Linked DNA regions of Homo sapiens: region 2 is linked to region 1. A link is a contact called in ENCODE Hi-C or POLR2A ChIA-PET data. All regions are on one chromosome and are shown on one strand. The core of a region is the stretch at or near the end of the contact, and the rest is flanking DNA. Distances in the headings are between cores, read along the strand shown. Region 1 has its middle 76 kb from the start of LINC02957. Region 2 overlaps ROR2 (receptor tyrosine kinase like orphan receptor 2).

Region 1 (5,086 bases), core at 2,503-5,002:
ATTCTTTTTCAAGACTTTGTCAAGAAGTCAGTAATAGGAGGTCTGTTCCCATTAAAGAGTGTGGTAGTGTGTAAGTCCCTGTGAGTCTATCTGCCATGAGGACCCTTCCATATGTAGAAACATGACAAAATAAATATTTAGGAAGGAATTTCAAAGAAGTTCAAATCTAGATATCCTCATCAGGGATAATACAGGAGCTTGAAATACATGTGCAGATCACCTGGTTCATTAACTGTTGAGACATGGGCTGTGAGGATCCAGGATCGCTCAGCCCAGCAATCACAGAGAAGGCCCACTGTGTGGTGAGGCTGCAGAGGGAACACCAAGGGTCCAAGCGGGCACCTCTAGGGTTGCAGGGCATCTCTGCCTCAATTATTGCCTTTCCACTGTGGATTTACACACTGTATTTCCACAAATAAAATTTTATTTTACAACATTTATCTATGCTAAAAAGAGTTGAAAACCACTGATCTATTTGAGGCCTTTATTTCACTTGAGCAGGGAGAAACATGACTGGTCAGGGATTCTCAAAGAGGAAGATAATCAGATAGATGAGAGCTGTCAAACATGTCAGCAAAATGAATGCTACGAAACAGTGGCATTCAACTTCAACAAACGGAACTCTCCCTGCTCAAGGAAACAGCTAAACACAGCAGTTTAAAGTTTTAAAGGTGATCATATTTAACATGTTTGAGAAGATTAGAGAATGTAAACTATCCTTGAAACAAGAAGAGGCTGTTACAAAAAAGAACTATAAAACTTTGAAATTTAAAAGATGATTGTTAATGAAACCTAGCAAAACAGACGTGATTGAAGAATAAATTAGTGAACTGAAAGACCAAGGGGTTCTTGTAGAATGTCATTCATGGGGACAAAGAAATCCAAGTAAGAGACAATTGACACGAGCGGGAGCTAGACGTTTCTTTATGTATTTACTAGGAGTTCCAGGAGGAGAGAACAGAGAGACTTGAGGGAGGAAAATAATTAAATAACTGATAGAAGAAAATTGATCAGAACTTTTCCAGTTCAAAAGCAGGGCCAGCTTCCTGGATATGTGGCCCTTGTGGTCACGTAAGGCTCTAAGCTCAGAAGGACTCTATGCTTGTCTGATTCTCATCTGTTGCCATCTTGAAATGCTTCATAATTTGATCTTTGAACTTGGGTTTTGTAAGTGAAGTCCGACGGAGCCACAAACCGTGTGCATGTGCAGAGACACAGGTGATATATGTGTCCCCGTTCCTTGCTGCTCCATTCACGCTCCCAAGGCCCATGCATACAGAATTCCAGTGGATTCCGGTGCAGTTCAGCGACACTGAAGGCGAGTAGAAGGTAATCGTGCTCTACCACAGAAGGAGGGGCATATGGAAGCCGTACAAAGCCACACACGATCTGTTGGAACCAGAACTTGTTTCAAATGCCTAAAGAAGGCAAAGGCCTTCTAAGAAACAGAACAATGAAGGCATCCTATCCCATCCCTTCTTACCTGGGCTACTTCCAGTATTCGACAACCACGAACTTTGAAAATGATGACATACGAGGAAAGATGAGGACAGGGCAACCCAGAGTTCCTGTCCTTCAGTGCTTTCTCCCTCATTAGTCAGCTGAAGATAAGAGGGTGCTGGCGCACGTGCATGTAGCAAGAAGTAAAATACAAACAGTTGAGCTACTTTTCAGCAGCATTGTCGCTGTTATGGTAGAAATGAAATACACATGCATGCTCGAGCCACATAACACAAACCATAATTTCAGTGATTCCTCATGTGAGTTAAACACTTTTGTATTTGCATTTAAAACTAGCATTGCACAAATGATAAAATTCATGCTAATACTTTAAAATTTTAACTTGGAATGACATTAAATAACATGAAAAATGCAGCACATCAAGAAAGAGACTCTGGAAGAGAGGAAAAAGCTGTATATTTTAGTATTGTTATGCCTTTTTCTTGCTTTTTGAACAGGACTTCCACATTTTAGTTTAGCACCAGGTTCTGCAGACCAGATAGCCAGTCCTATTTAAAAGGGCCCACCAACGCATGGCAGAATGCATTTTAAAAAGATTTATTTTGGAACTTCAAAGGTAAAGAGAAGTTTTTGAAGTTTCCAGAGAGAAAGAAGGGTTAATTTACAAGAAATGAAGTGCCTGCGGCCAGCAATGTGGAGCTGGGTCAAGAGCGCTGTGGCTCTTTGAGCATAGGGCACCGACTGTGGCTGGCCAGGGCTTGTGTGTGGCCCAGGGCTTCTGAGCAGGCTCATCCCTTCTGAGCAGGCTCATCCCATGTCTTGACCTGGTCTGGAAACCAAAGGAAGGTGCAGCGGACAGCAGCTGGGGGGCAGGGGTAGACTGGGCACACGAGGCTCATTGTGAAATCCCAGGGCGTCTCCTGGGAGCTTGTCTGCACAGAGCTGGCAGGGCCAGTGCTGGAGCCAAGCCAGGTTCCAGAAACGTGCCCAGACACAGCTTGGCAAGGTGGTGGGCTGCAGCATGTGAGGACAGGAGGAACACAGTGTCCCTGAGCTCTGCTGCTCCAGAGCTGGGCTCCGTGGAAGAACCAGGAGGCTGAAGAGGGTGAGTGCACCAGCACTGAGGTGCGCCATGGGCTGCTTTCGAGGCTCAGGTTTCCTGTGTCAGTGGATGGGCAGGGCCAGCTCTGTGTGCTGCGGGTTTGTGCGCTGAGACACAACACATGCAGACACACACAGACATACAGATACATGCAGACACACAGACTCATAAGACACACATGTACATACAGACACACAGATACATGCAGACACACAGACTCATAAGACACACAAGTACACACAGACACACAGATACCCAGATACACACAGATACACAGACTCATACAGACACACATGTACATATAAACAGACACACAGATACATACAGATACAAAGACTCATACAGATACACATGTACATACAGACACACAGACACACAGGTACATAGATACACAGACTCATACAGCCATACATGTACATACAGACACACAGACACACAGACACATGCAGACACACAGACTCATAAGATACACATGGGCATACAGACACATAGATACATACAGATACACAGACTCATACAGACACACATGTATGTAAGACACACAGACACACAGATACAGATACATGCAGACACAGACTCATAAGACACACATGTATATATAGACACACAGACACAGATACATGCAGACACACAGACTCATACAGACACACATGTACATACAGACACACAGATACACGCAGATACACATAGACATGGACATACACATGTACATACACACACAGACCCATAAAGGGACACTTAGACACACAGACACACATACAGACATACACGCAGACATACATGCAGACGTATATACGGACACACACACAGACACAAAATGGAAACTTTTTCCTTGGCTCTTCAAATACAGAAAAATCATCCAAACAATTCATTTTGGCCAAGCCAACTCATGCCGGCATTAGGAGTTGGGGGCCAATGCAGAGAGTGCAGCTCTGCCTGCTGTCCTTCTCCTTTACTGCCCTGGTAGAAGCGCTGATGAGCACGGCAGCCAAGGCTGTCCAGGAGGGGATGCATGGAGCACAATGCTTGGACACAGTCCAGCCAGCAAGGAGAGGCTGGCTGGGTCCCTCCCAGGGCACCCAGACTGTTCCAGGGCTGTGGGAGGCCCAAGAGAGGAACAGAGCGACCCGTTTCCCGAGAGCTTGGCAGCCTCAAAGTAGTGGGGACGTCATGTTCTGGGGCCCGAGGGAGAGGTCGTCAGCCATAGAAAGAGGGAAAACTATGTGGGGAAGGAGCCATGGGCTAAGGTTTCAGGCCCCAGGAAGGACTCGCTGGAACAGCACGGGCTGAGTGGGAGCCCATGCCAGGCCAACAGTGAGGCCTGGCATGGGAAAGTGCCTGTACAGCCGCCTTGTGAGGAGTCAAAGACGTGGAGGACATGCCGGGAGAAATGAGCACAAGCAGGTTTCCGTGCTGCCGAAATTCTGTGCATCCTGAAGATGCTTCATTCCAACGGAGGGAATGCAAGTCCACAGAGGTTTCCAGAAGTCACCAACCATGGAATGCTTTCTCTCTTCCACTGACAATACCCATGCAAGAACACGGCAGAGGCTGAAATGGTCTTGGGGCAGGGGAGAGACTCCGGCCTCGGAGGGTCTCACCCTACTGCACAGCACATTAAGCCCACCCTGCGAGGTCGACAGAGGGCTGAAGCTGAAAGCCCATTGTATGGGCAACAAAGGACGAGCACCCAGGCTGGGTTGCCTCCAGTCTCTTTCCTCAGTGTGGCTTCCTGGGCAGAAAGCACATGGCTGGGTTGATCCCTATGGCAGGCCCAGGCCAGGTGAGGCAAGTGAGTGTCCTTAAGCTACGCCCCAGTGTCCCCTTCTCTCACCTCAGCCCTGGCCCTGGCTGAGGAGAACAGGTGGTCCTCAGCCATCTGGGGGTGATGGCAAGCCTGGAGCGGGTTCCGTGCAGATCACATAAGAACAAGGCTGAAGTACTAGGGACACTCACACAGCCCCGGCTTCCCAGGATGGACCTGGGGGTGGCAAACGGCTCTCCATCCACAGGGACCCCTGGGCTGGGCCATGTAACTGTAGGGCATTGCCAGAATCAGGGTCACCATGGGCTGGGCACTCAGAGGCTGTTCCAGGTGGGAGTCCACACTCCAGGCCCAGGGCAGTGCCTGCCCTCCGTGGTAGAAAGAGCTCATGCCTTTCTAGCACAACTCCTGAAGGGTAAATAGCTACAAGTGAAGGGGCACCCTATGCAGGGAGGACAGTCATCAACTGTCATCAACACTGACTTTTTGTTTGTTTGTTTGTTTTTGAGATGGAGTCTCGCTCTGTTGCTTTGTCACCCAGGCTGGAGTGCAATGGCACAATCTTGGCTGACTGCAACCTCTGCCTCTTGGGTTCAAGCGATTCTCCTGCCTCAGCCTCCTGAATAGCTGGGATTACAGGTGCATGCCACAGATGGCTGTGACATGGCTGGTTTCATACCCCCACAGTGAACTACGCACATGCGGTAACTGTGGCTCAGGTGGTACGGAAGGCACAGTAGGAGGCTCAGGTCATCTGG
Region 2 (5,095 bases), core at 1,529-4,028, 820 kb before region 1:
TTTGAGGAGGACGTTGCCCCTTTTGATGGTAGGCATTTTGGTCTGTAACGCTCTTGTGGTGTCCTTGTTAGATACTCTTGTGATGTCCTTATCGTATTTTTCTTTTCTTTTTTCTTTTTTTTTGAGATGGAGTCCTACTCTGTCACCCAGGCTGTAGTGCAATGGCATGATCTTGGCTCATGGCAACTTCCACCTTCCAGGTTCAAGCGATTGTCCTGCCTCAGCCTTCTGAGTAACTGGGATTACAGGCACGCATCACCACGCCTGGCTAATTTTGTATTTTTAGTAGAGATGGCGTTTCACAATGTTGGCCAGGCTGGTCTTGAACTCCTGACCTCAAGTGATTCACCTGCCTCGGCCTCCCAAAATGCTGGGATTACAGATGTGAGCCACTGCACCCGGCCCTTATCATATTTTTCTGATGTCCTTGTTAGATATTTGTATCAGAGTTGTCAGTCTTTTTGTCTCTTTGCTTCAGTTTGGAAATCTCCTGTTGATCTGTCTTCAAGTTCATAGATTTTTTTCTTCTGCTGTATCCACTCTGTTATACAGTCATGCATCATGTAACAGTGGAGATACGTTGTGAGAAATGCATTAGTGATTTTCTCCTTGTAGGGACATCATAGAGTGTACTCACACAAACCTAGATGATTTCCCCTACTGCACACCTAGGCTATATGGTACAGCCTGTTGCTCCTAGGCTACAGACTTGTACAGCATATGACTATACTGAATACTGTAGGCAACAGTAACGTAATGGTATTTGTATATCTAAACACAGCAAAGGTACAGTAAAAATATGGTATAAAAATTAAGAAATGGTACACTTACATAGGGCACTTACCATGAATGGAGCTTGCAGGACTGGAAGCTGTTGCTGGTGAGTCAGTGAGTAAGTCGCGAGTGAATGTGAAGGCCCAGGACATTACACATTACTGTACACTACTGTAGACTGTGTAAACGCTATACATTTAGGCTACAGTGAGTTTATTAAAAATTGAGTAATTGCACTACAGTGTTATGACAGCTCCGATGTCACTAGGCGATGAGGATTTTTCAGCTCCATTGTAATCTTAGGGGGCCACCATTGTGTATGTGGTCTGCTGTTAACCAAAAACATCGTTATGTGGTGCATGGCTGCACCATCCAATGAATCTTTTATTGTAGACTCTTATGTTTCAGTTCTAGGCTTCCTGTTTAGTTCTTTTATAGTTTCCATCCCTCCTGAAATACCCCACATCTTCACTACACCTTCTTCTGTGTTTTCCACATCTATTACTTTAAAGCCCTGTGATACGGTTTGGCTGTGTCCCCACCCAAATCTCAACTTGAATTGTATCTCCCAGAATTCCCACATGTTGCAGGAGGGATCCAGGGGGAGGTAATTGAATCACCCACATGTAGCGGGAGGGACCCAGGGGGAGGTAATTGAATCATGGGGGTCGGTCTTTCCTGTGCTGTTCTTGTCACAGTAAGTCTCACGAGGTCTGATGGGTTTATCAGGGGTTTCCACTTTTGCTTCTTCCTCATTTTTCTCTTGCCGCTGCCAATGTAAGAAGTGCCTTGTGCCTCCCACCATGATTCTGAGGCCTCCACAGCCATGTGGAACTGTAAGTCCAATTAAACTCCTTTTTGCTCACAGTCTCAGGTATGTCTTTTATCAGTGGTATGAAAATGGCCTAATCCAACCTGCTCTGCTGATTCTTACATCTAGGTTATCTTTGTGTTTGTTTCTCTTGACCACGGGTTATATTTTCCTGTTTCTTTGCATGTCTGGTAATTTTATTGTATAGTGGACATCATGGTTTGTATGCTAGGTTTTGCATTCAAAGTAAAGAGTATTGAGTTTTGATACAGCTGCATATTAGCTTACTGTCAGAGCACCCAATGCTTAGGGAGTTTTTGCTTTGTGAATGTGGCTGGTCTGCTCTGTCTCCTGGTGAGTCACAGATTGAGCTTCCTCTGCTTCACCTAGGCAGGCAGCCCATTTAGACAGTCAGCCTCTCTCATAATAAGATAAACAATTATGAGAATGGGTTACTACTTTGTAACAAAACAATTAGGGGAAAATGTTAACTTCCTATGCAATATGTAGCTACATTTGAATTTTGACATGGATTCCTTTTCAACCTTAAAAAAGCCTTAGTTTCCTTTAAACCTCCTTCATTATTAATACCCATGAATTTTTATTCTCAGCATGTGTCATCTAGGGGAAGGCTGTGGATCCCCACCATCTTGCCAGTCTTGGTGGAGGAGCACCTGCCATCACAGTCTGCTGGCCCCTGCCTCTGTTTCTCCCTGATCTCCTACCCCTCTCCTGTTGCTTTTCTTACCCAGGGTTGTCATTATTTTATTATTATTATTATTATTATTATTATTATTATTATTACTACTTGAGACAGAGTCTTGCTCTGTCACCAGGCTGGAGTGCAGTGGCACAATCTCTGCTCACTGCAACCTCTGCCTCCCGGGTTCAAGCGATTCCCCTGCCTCAGCCTCCCGAGTAGCTGGGACTACAGGTGTGCACCACCACACCCGGCTAATTGTTTGTATTTTAATAGAGACGGAGTTTCATCATGTTGGCCAGGATGGTCTCGATCGCCTGACCTCATGATCCACCCACCTTGGCCTCCCAAAGTTCTGGGATTACAGGCGTGAGCCACCGCACCCGGCCGAGTTGTCTTTATTTAGCACCCTCTCTCCTCCCTGACAATCACTTCTTGGTGTAGAAGTTTCTTCTTCATCCATGTCCCGTCAGGCCTTGGATCAGTGCCTGGCAGCATGAGGGGCAGGGGATTTCCACACTTCATTTCTGAAACGTGGATGCTCCACCAGCTGGTGAGCATGTCTACTGCACTTACGTTGCTGAAGGAATTTTATAGCTGCCAAATTCCGTTTCAGTCCTTTCCTTGCTTTCCCAGGGATCCACTTAACAGACTCTCTCCAGCTCTGTTCCTCTTCCAAGGCCCCAAATGTGCCAGATAAAGATAAAATATAATTGTTGGAAAATAGAAAGCAACTCCCATAGTTTTCTCAGACAATTCAAAAGCAAAGATGCCATTTTCCAAGCACTTCTATCTGGCTTTTTGGGGATATATATATGTATATATATATATACATATATATATTCCCCCCCCCGCCCGAAACAGAGTCTTGCTTTGTCACCCAGGCTGGAGTGCAGTGGCGTATTCTCGGCTCACTGCAAGCTCCGCCTCCTGGGTTCACGCCATTCTCCTGCCCCAGCCTCCCGAGTAGCTGGGACTACAGGTACCCACCACTACGCCTGGCTAATTTTGTTTTTGTATTTTTAGTAGAGATGGGGTTTCACCGTGTTAGCCAGGATGGTCTCGATCTTCTGACCTTGTGATCCTCCCACCTTGGCCTCCCAAAGTGCTGGGATTACAGGTTTGAGCCACCGCGCCCAGCCTGGATATTGTCTATTCAGATTGAAAGCCCGCTTCGGTGAGGGAAGTGTGAGCGGGGTATGATGGCAGGAGCACCCTCCACCCCAGCACCCCCTTGTCATCTTCCTTACATCCCTTGCTCTCTCTGTCCTGTGGGCACCTGACCAGCGGCCAGGGAGAAGCCTGCAACAGGGGGAACAACCTTCTCTTCCTTGACTCTTGCAAGGTAGAAAAGAAATGGCTTACACTTGTGGGGGCATCCCAAGGGACTGATCTGAATCTCATAGCTTAGGCATAGCTGACATTAATCTGATCAGGCATGTCTTAATGATTTTTCTAGCAGAGTGGACAAAGCACCCTGAGCCCGCCTCCAGACAGGGACATGTCCAGCACATACCCAGGCAGAGGTGACTTCCATTTATGTTGGTAGTGTGGCCAGTGTCTAATCAGCAGTTAACTCCAGTGCAAAAAGAGTGAAAGCTGGGCAGGCAGGCTCGCATTGTTAACACATGTGCTGCCTATTTAAACTACCTTTAAGGAACCCTTAACCCAAGGAAACAATGGCTGGTGAGCTGGAGTTAACACCAAAATCTCTTTCTTGAAGTATTTATAGCTCCAGGTTCTGTTCTTTGAGAAAAGGGTTTTCTGCAGAAGCTTGAGAAGGTCTTCACTATTGCAAGTGTTCAGCCTCTGCCTTAGCAAGAGAGTTCAGATAGGGATTTTAAATCCATGTGGTTAAACTGAACACATTCTTTTTTTTTTTTTTTTTTTTTTTTAAATTTAAAGACAGGGTCTTGCTCTTGTCACCCAGGCTGGAGCCCAGTAGTTTGATCTCGGCTCACTGCAGCCTCTGTCTCCCAGTTCAAGTGATCCTCCCACTTCAGCCTCCTGAGTAGCTGAGACTACAGGCACACGCCACCACGCCCAGCTAGTTTTTGTATTTTTTATAGAGGTGGGGTTTCACCATGTTGCCCAGACTGGTCTCGATCTCCTGGGCTCAAGTGATTCACCAGCCTTGGCCTCCCAAAGTGCTGGGATTACAGGCACGAGCCACTGTGCCTAGCCTTAAATTGAACAGAATTCAGATTTCATTTGGGGATGGTCTACTCTAAATGGATGTAGAATGGAAAGCCGAGTGCTCTCAGGCTTATGGGGTAGGTTCCAGATTTTCTGGAAAACAAGCTACAGGCTTGAGGTGCTCATGCAAGGCTTGTCCGAGCATCTTCAGTCCCCTCTTCTGCCAGCAGTGGCAGCCCCCGATGTGTCTGCTGTGGCTCATTGGCGTCAATGGACCTTTGGAGGGTCCTGAGCACCACTTTAAAATCCTCCAGGATACTTATCATGATGGCTTTCATTGGCTGAAGCCAGACCAACAGTTTCTGCAGAAAATAATTCAGCACAAACTCCAACCTGGGGACCTGGGAAAGGATTACCCCATCTTCCCATCCATGCAGGCTGACCGGGAGGAGCAGGAGGGAGAACAGCCTGTCCGTGTCTCTCCCTCTTCTGACCTCCTACGCCTGTGACATGCAGTCTGTGCCGTCCATGCAGCGGTGGCCAGGTCGCACTTCTGCGTAGAGTAGGCATGCATGTATGCCATTCTGTGAGTTCTTTGAGGCTTGGACTTCTTGGAGTCCCTACCATCACCTTTGAACATAGTAGAGAATACATTTGTGTATTGCTTTTCTCCT

Evidence for each region. A loop is a pair of places that touch in the nucleus more often than their neighbours do. ChIA-PET counts read pairs that join two places held with the same protein, here RNA polymerase II (POLR2A). Pooled maps may share reads with other maps.
Region 2: a loop to region 1 is called in a map of adrenal gland, with 3 times the contacts of the local background. The contact joins two enhancer-like sites. A Hi-C loop is called at or near these places in 78 of 168 maps with a recorded cell type or tissue (A673, B cell, CD14-positive monocyte and 47 more), 37 of 37 single-sample maps with no recorded cell type and 50 of 50 pooled maps. POLR2A ChIA-PET finds 5 or more read pairs at or near these places in 1 of 52 experiments (MCF 10A).

Annotation. Positions count from the first base shown.
Region 1 is chr9:90,918,682-90,923,767 of GRCh38, reverse strand. No RefSeq gene overlaps it. Among named protein-coding and RNA genes, the nearest start is that of LINC02957, 76 kb to the left of the region's middle. RefSeq lists a silencer at 2,272-2,434. Within about 2 kb of position 3,752, at least 13 of the 41 ENCODE cell types and tissues checked have a DNase peak (open chromatin) inside an H3K27ac peak, as active enhancers do.
Region 2 is chr9:91,738,599-91,743,693 of GRCh38, reverse strand. The region is part of intron 4 of ROR2 (receptor tyrosine kinase like orphan receptor 2); the gene reads left to right. Among named protein-coding and RNA genes, the nearest start is that of MIR3910-2, 100 kb to the right of the region's middle. Within about 2 kb of position 2,778, at least 3 of the 41 ENCODE cell types and tissues checked have a DNase peak (open chromatin) inside an H3K27ac peak, as active enhancers do.